Regions from separate parts of the Homo sapiens genome. Here region 2 is linked to region 1. Evidence: read pairs that join two places in POLR2A ChIA-PET (ENCODE). Cell type or tissue: IMR-90. All regions are shown on one strand. Links, peaks and the distances in the headings refer to the core of each region. The heading gives the core; the rest is flanking DNA.

The links. Peaks named below come from ENCODE experiments on the same cell type or tissue, not always from the same donor. Only the 100,000 strongest peaks of a DNase experiment are listed, where the experiment ranks them.
Region 2: POLR2A ChIA-PET joins it to region 1 with 11 read pairs; 1 of 35 experiments calls an interaction of 5 or more read pairs at or near these places.

What each region holds. Positions count from the first base shown.
Region 1 is chr4:20,563,772-20,566,694 of GRCh38, reverse strand. The region is part of intron 26 of SLIT2 (slit guidance ligand 2); the gene reads right to left. Among named protein-coding and RNA genes, the nearest start is that of MIR218-1, 37 kb to the right of the region's middle. In IMR-90, for the core only: no CTCF peak of the experiment used is centred there; a DNase peak (open chromatin) is centred at 1,364.
Region 2 is chr4:22,507,136-22,510,005 of GRCh38, reverse strand. All of the region lies in intron 1 of ADGRA3 (adhesion G protein-coupled receptor A3), which reads left to right. Among named protein-coding and RNA genes, the nearest start is that of MIR12115, 6.7 kb to the left of the region's middle. In IMR-90, for the core only: no CTCF peak of the experiment used is centred there; no DNase peak of the experiment used is centred there; H3K27ac peaks cover 269 bases.

The DNA.
Region 1 (2,923 bases), core at 104-2,603:
CATTATCATCTCCCTCATTTCCTTTTGATTCGGTTTATTTGTTGGTTCATTTGCACAATATGTGATGGGTGATGTTTCTGTATCTTCCTCTCCAAAAAGAAAACATCTTTGAAACGATCTTTACTTGCAAAATCATGTTTTGGGAGACATCTTTAAAAGACTTCAAGAGCTGTAAGGTCTCGATTAAATGCATATTTAGCCACAGCCATTTTCCTTTGTTCACAAATACTTATTGGACAAATGACTAACAATGTGGAAATTGTACTGTCCTCAATAAAAGTATGTTCCACCTATGATACTTTGTGCATTCTGTGTGAGAGCTCACCACAAGGCCTTTTGGCAAATGTGTCTGAAAAGGACACTGACATCTTTATACATAAAACACATACATTTCTTACTGTCAACATTAATTATATTTCACTCTGTAGTATTTCTCTGTAGTTCTTTATCTTCACTGGAACAAGCAGCAATAATTCTAATTGAACATTTTATCACAAGCAATTTCTAGCAAAGTTATGTGGATAATTACAGAGCAGCTCTGCACCCCCACCGTTACTGCTCTAACCTTCTAAGGTGCCTTCACCAAAAAGCTATATAACTTCTACTCACATAAACTACCTGCATCAAATTATTCTACAGATTACAGCCCACGCTTGCGTTGTTGATCTACTGAAAGAAACTCATGTATGTAAGAGAACATGAATAAATATGGTGGCCACAGAGATTCATTGTATCTCTTCATATCCTTTACCCTGGGAAATACTAGCACATATTCAAGTAACAGTATTGAATTAAAATCCATGAAAATGATAGTGTCCTGTAGTGTTTAGCTTTCCTATCGATTAAAAAACTCTTGAAATGTATCCACATAGAAATTGTTTTTTGTTTGTTTGTTTTTAACCATTAGGAGAAAATTAACTGTTCCTAGGATGACCGTATTAAGGGAAAGAGGTGGTGCTTACTTCTTCTAGTGATGCCTCAGTCACTAGGAGAGACTGTGCCAGTGCTAATGTCCCTTACATTTTGTCTTGGTAACTACAATAACTAAAGGAGTCTCTATATCAAATTACAGCTGGGAAACTGCTGGCATTAATTCTGAAGTAAAGTAAGCTCCATAGAAATTTAATTTCTCTCCGCCCTCCCCAATTTATTTATCAATTAAGGGCAAAAAACTTAGCTGTTCAGCACACTGCAGAAATGAATGGTGACAGTGAAAGCAGTTAGTTAAATTAGCATAATACCTAACAATAAATGGTTTTGAGTTTGCTAAAGTTATATATGAGTCAGCAAGAGGAAAGAAAATAGCTCATTGCTAGCAGATCCCTTAATAGTTTACAGGAAAGAACCTAACTCAGAACAAAGGCGTAGGATGGAACGGTGAAGAACGTATGCCAGCAAAACAGCAAGTCAGCAAATGCAACGACTATAAGCATTTATCTGGCCACATCCCACGGCCTCGAGAAAAAATGTCTTTTGGCCTGTTACTGTGCTTTCAACCTTGTAAGGCTGTGGTTTAAATAAAAGGAGTTTGGGGTTGGCAGTTTGTAAGTTCATCCTGTGGAATGTGACATGTTCCAAAAATTATGTTTGAGTAATTAGATGAGAAATTAAAGAGATTGTCTTAGGGAAGAAAATGGAATACACTTTGAAGAATTTAATCGAGTATACTGGCAGCATCATTGCCTGGCTGAAGTAGTTCATGTTCATTTTACCACGTAGTGGGGATTTATTTAATAAATGTCCACCGGACCATATCTGATTAATAATCACTATCTAATTTCTTTGCATTTTATTCCAGACCAAATTTGGTTTTCCACAGCGATAATTATGCTGAATTATTTTCATATCTGGAATTTGTTATGGGAGATTGTTGCCTCCTCATATATGTTCAGTTTAGCTAAAAAAAAAAAATCAAGATAACAAGCATTCTCATACACTCAGGACTCTTTTAACAATTTCTTAAACCTGCTGAACTGATTGTGGCATAGGGTTTGGGAATATAGCAAAATACTGAGTTCCAACTTCTTCAGGTTGGTAAAGCTCATGACTACCAACTTTACCAAAATGGTAAAGTTAGCTATCATTCTATTTGCTTCTTGTTTTTCATATCTTTTAAAACCCAGTTATTCAACAATCATTTCTTATTTCTAGCACTTGAGTTTGAGTGAAGGGTAATACAAAAGATGTTTGTAAGTCAAACAAATTCCACATAGCAGCCTCCTCTCATATCTCTAAAGGTCTAAATATGATATAATTTCTTTTCCTATTTTATGTAGCTTGTAATTCTCCTTAACCAAAAATCCTTTTCAGAATGTGATTTTTACATCTACCTGGTTTATCTAAATCCACTTGTTTCTATAGTCTAATCTCTTGAAATAATATTCTTTGCATCTGGCTCTCCTCCCATTCATCTCCCTGTCCATATTTTGCCCTTCTAAGTCCATCTTCTGTCTTCTGTTTGCATTCAACTTGTGATTCATTTTCTATCCACTACACTTTCTCAGAGCACCTCTCCTGAAATCTTCTTAATCAAGGAGAATGACAACTTTAATCTGTTTATACAATAAGGAGATAATATCAGAGCTAAAAAGAGATGCCAAATAAAGTCATAAAATGAGGGAAGAAGCACACCTCTCCACGAGCAAGCCAACACTTGGCAGAATTTTCCACACTTGATCAGTCCTAGGTGAAAAGATGTCCATAATATGTAGCAATCTTGGGCATAGGATCTGAAATCCACCAACCCAAGTTAAACCCAGATTTACTACTTAAGTGTGTGGTATTAGGATAATGGCAGCCATTCCAATAGGTTGTTTTAAGATGTCAATGAATGTCAAGGAGGGAACCTAGTGAGATCAAATACAAAATTACGGCAAGTACTGACACTCTTTCTTAGACTTCCAGAGAGTTGGAATAGGTAGGA
Region 2 (2,870 bases), core at 1-2,500, 1.9 Mb before region 1:
CGGAGTCTCGCTCTGTCGCCCAGGCTGGAGTGCAGTGGCGCGATCTCGGCTCACTGCAAGCTCCGCCTCCCGGGTTCACGCCATTCTCCTGCCTCAGCCTCCCGAGTAGCTGGGACTACAGGCGCCCGCTACCACGCCGGGCTAATTTTTTGTATTTTTAGTAGAGACGGGGTTTCACCGTGTTAGCCAGGATGGTCTCGATCTCCTGACCTCGTGATCCGCCCGCCTCGGCCTCCCAAAGTGCTGGGATTACAGGCGTGAGCCACCGCGCCCGGCCAAGTCATTTCTTATCTATGAGGAACACCTGAGTCTCCATCTTGTCCCATGGAGCATGGGCCATATGGGGGATCAAGGTCCTTTAGGGTTAATTGAAGGTTGCCAGGTGGAGACGAAACAGTCCTAGCATCAGAGGAGTAGTTATCCCTACCTACGGGGGAAGGTGCTAAGTGAAGATGCTGAGTGAACTGCATGCTTTTTTTTTTTCTTTTCTTTTCTTTTTTTTTGAGATGGAGTCTCGCCCTGTTTCCCAGGCTGGAGTGCAGTGGGGCGATCTTGGCTCACTGCAGCCTCCGCCTCCCAGGTTCAAGCGATTCTCCTGCCTCAGCGCCCCGAGTAGCTGGGATTACAGGTGCACGCCACCACGCCCAGCTAATTTTTTTGGATCTTTAGTAGAGATGGGGTTTCACCATGTTGGCTAGGCTGGTCTTGAACTGCTGACCTCGTGATCTGCCCGCCTCGGCCTCCCAAAGTGCTGGGACTACAGGCATGAGCCACCACTCCCGGCTGTGAACTGCATGCTTTTTGCAAGTTGTGAGTTTCTCTGCTGGGGCATGCAGTTCTCCTGTCCAGCCCGCCAGCACTGAACTCTCTCCCCTGCATGTAAGCCCTCAGTGAAACTCCATGTTCTGTTCACTAGCTCTGGGTTTCTTCTTCTTGAACCTGGTGCAATCCCATCTGGAGTGGGTAGGGGTTCAGCACAATACCTTGTCTTGGGAGAAAGGGTGGAACATGGGTGTCAAGGCAGGCGTGAGGGCAGTGGGGCGCAGGTGGGACGAAGAGGGAATTTTGGCCCCGTTGCTTCTATTTTCTCAAAGATATCTAGGCAGGGCAAGGGGAAAATGGGCCAAGAGGAAGGGGAAAGAGAAGAGAAATGTTCTTTTGGAATGTGAACCTACTGGGGATTGCAGAAAAGTCAGCAGGGAGGATCTTTTTGCAGTTTTGCCTTCTGATCAGATTCAAAGGGAGATGGTCAGTGCAATTGTTTTTCTCCACCTGGATTCAGCCTAGTGATGGGACTCCTTGGGTGTGGCCAGGTTGCTTCTTTGCCAGATGAGTGCAGCCAAGGGAGAGAGGAGCAAAGTGATTATAATCTGTAGGCCAGCAAGACGCCACAGCCTGAATTCTCACCAGCAGAGCCATTGGATCAAGAGTAAGATTGTTATCTTTGAATGCAAAATCTTACATACATCTGCAGCCTGATTTCTCAATACCCAGCACAGATTACTTTTTCCATGGACATCGGTTGAGGCAGTGTTACGTTGTAAACACAGTGGCCAGTGTTTCAGGGTTAAAATAAGACATGATGCTTTCATCCAAGGGTCAGTCTTTTATACAAATTATTTGCTTCACCAAAGTCTACATCTCAGTGTCCCCTGAGCAGTTTATATTTTGCTTCCTGTGTGCCTTTGCTGACACCCTTGCCTTGGAAGCCCAGTCTGGGAAATTCTGGGATATTCTTTAATACCCAACTCAGCTGCTACGAACTCTTCACTGTTCTGGCATTTTGATCCTTCCATCCCTGAACCCAGGTAGCTATTAGTGTTTGTGCTCTTGTGTCACTTTCTATGATACTGGTGCTTCTCTCAGAATGCATATACCCTTGAAAGCAAGGACTCTGACTTGTCTTCGCACAGCGCCTCGAGTATGGGTGGGTACGTAATTGTTCTTTATGGGCAAGAGTAATGCTAACAGAGATACGACTACGTGGTGGAAGAGCAGGAAAAGTTGGGGATAGAAGACGGATGCAAATTCGTATGTTTACCTTATTATAGCAAATGAGAACATGTCTTTATTTAGTTTATTAGGTTCATAGCTGTGGGATCCCTGATTCAAGGATGGGTATATTCAATCTATCTGCAGTCACATGTGATCTCCTTGATCTTATGTGTGTGGCAAACACACACGCATAGACTGTGTTGGGAAGTGGCTTGAATTCCTACCGGGAATATTGCTCAGAAATCTTGCAGGATTGGGGGCACAGTTTGGCATTTGGTCCATGAATGCAAGTTGTAAGCTTTTCTGATATGATGACAGGGTTGCTTATCACCCAGCCTCAAAATCCTGTTGTTTCTTGCCTGCTTGGAGTCCTCCAGCACCAGGAGAAGTTGGTGGGTTTGGCAGGATACCAAGTCCCAAAACAAACGAATATGATAATGTTTGGTGAGGTTGCTCCCAGTGCAGCTCCAGCTTCTGTTCCCAGGAGCCTGTAAAGATGGTTTAAAAAACAGACAAAGACAGAAGTAAAAACTCCTGAAAGTAACTCAGAAAATGACACGGGATGTAGTTTCTTAGAAGACTATTCAGTGACTTATTTTTCCATTCAGCTGCCTCTCAGGAAGCAGTAGTTTACTGGCTTGATGCTCTGGAGGAATCTTAACTCTAGAGAACAGAGCTAATTTATTGTGTCGACATTTTTCTTATAAACAAAGATTAGAATACAGAGTTCTTTGAGTATTGGTAGCTTATTTTATTTATTTTATTTTTTTTGAGATGGAATCTTGCTCTGTTGCCCAGGCTGGAGTGCAGTGGCGCGATCTCGGCTCACTGCAAGCTCCACCACCTGGGTTCACGCCATTCCCCTGCTTCAGCCT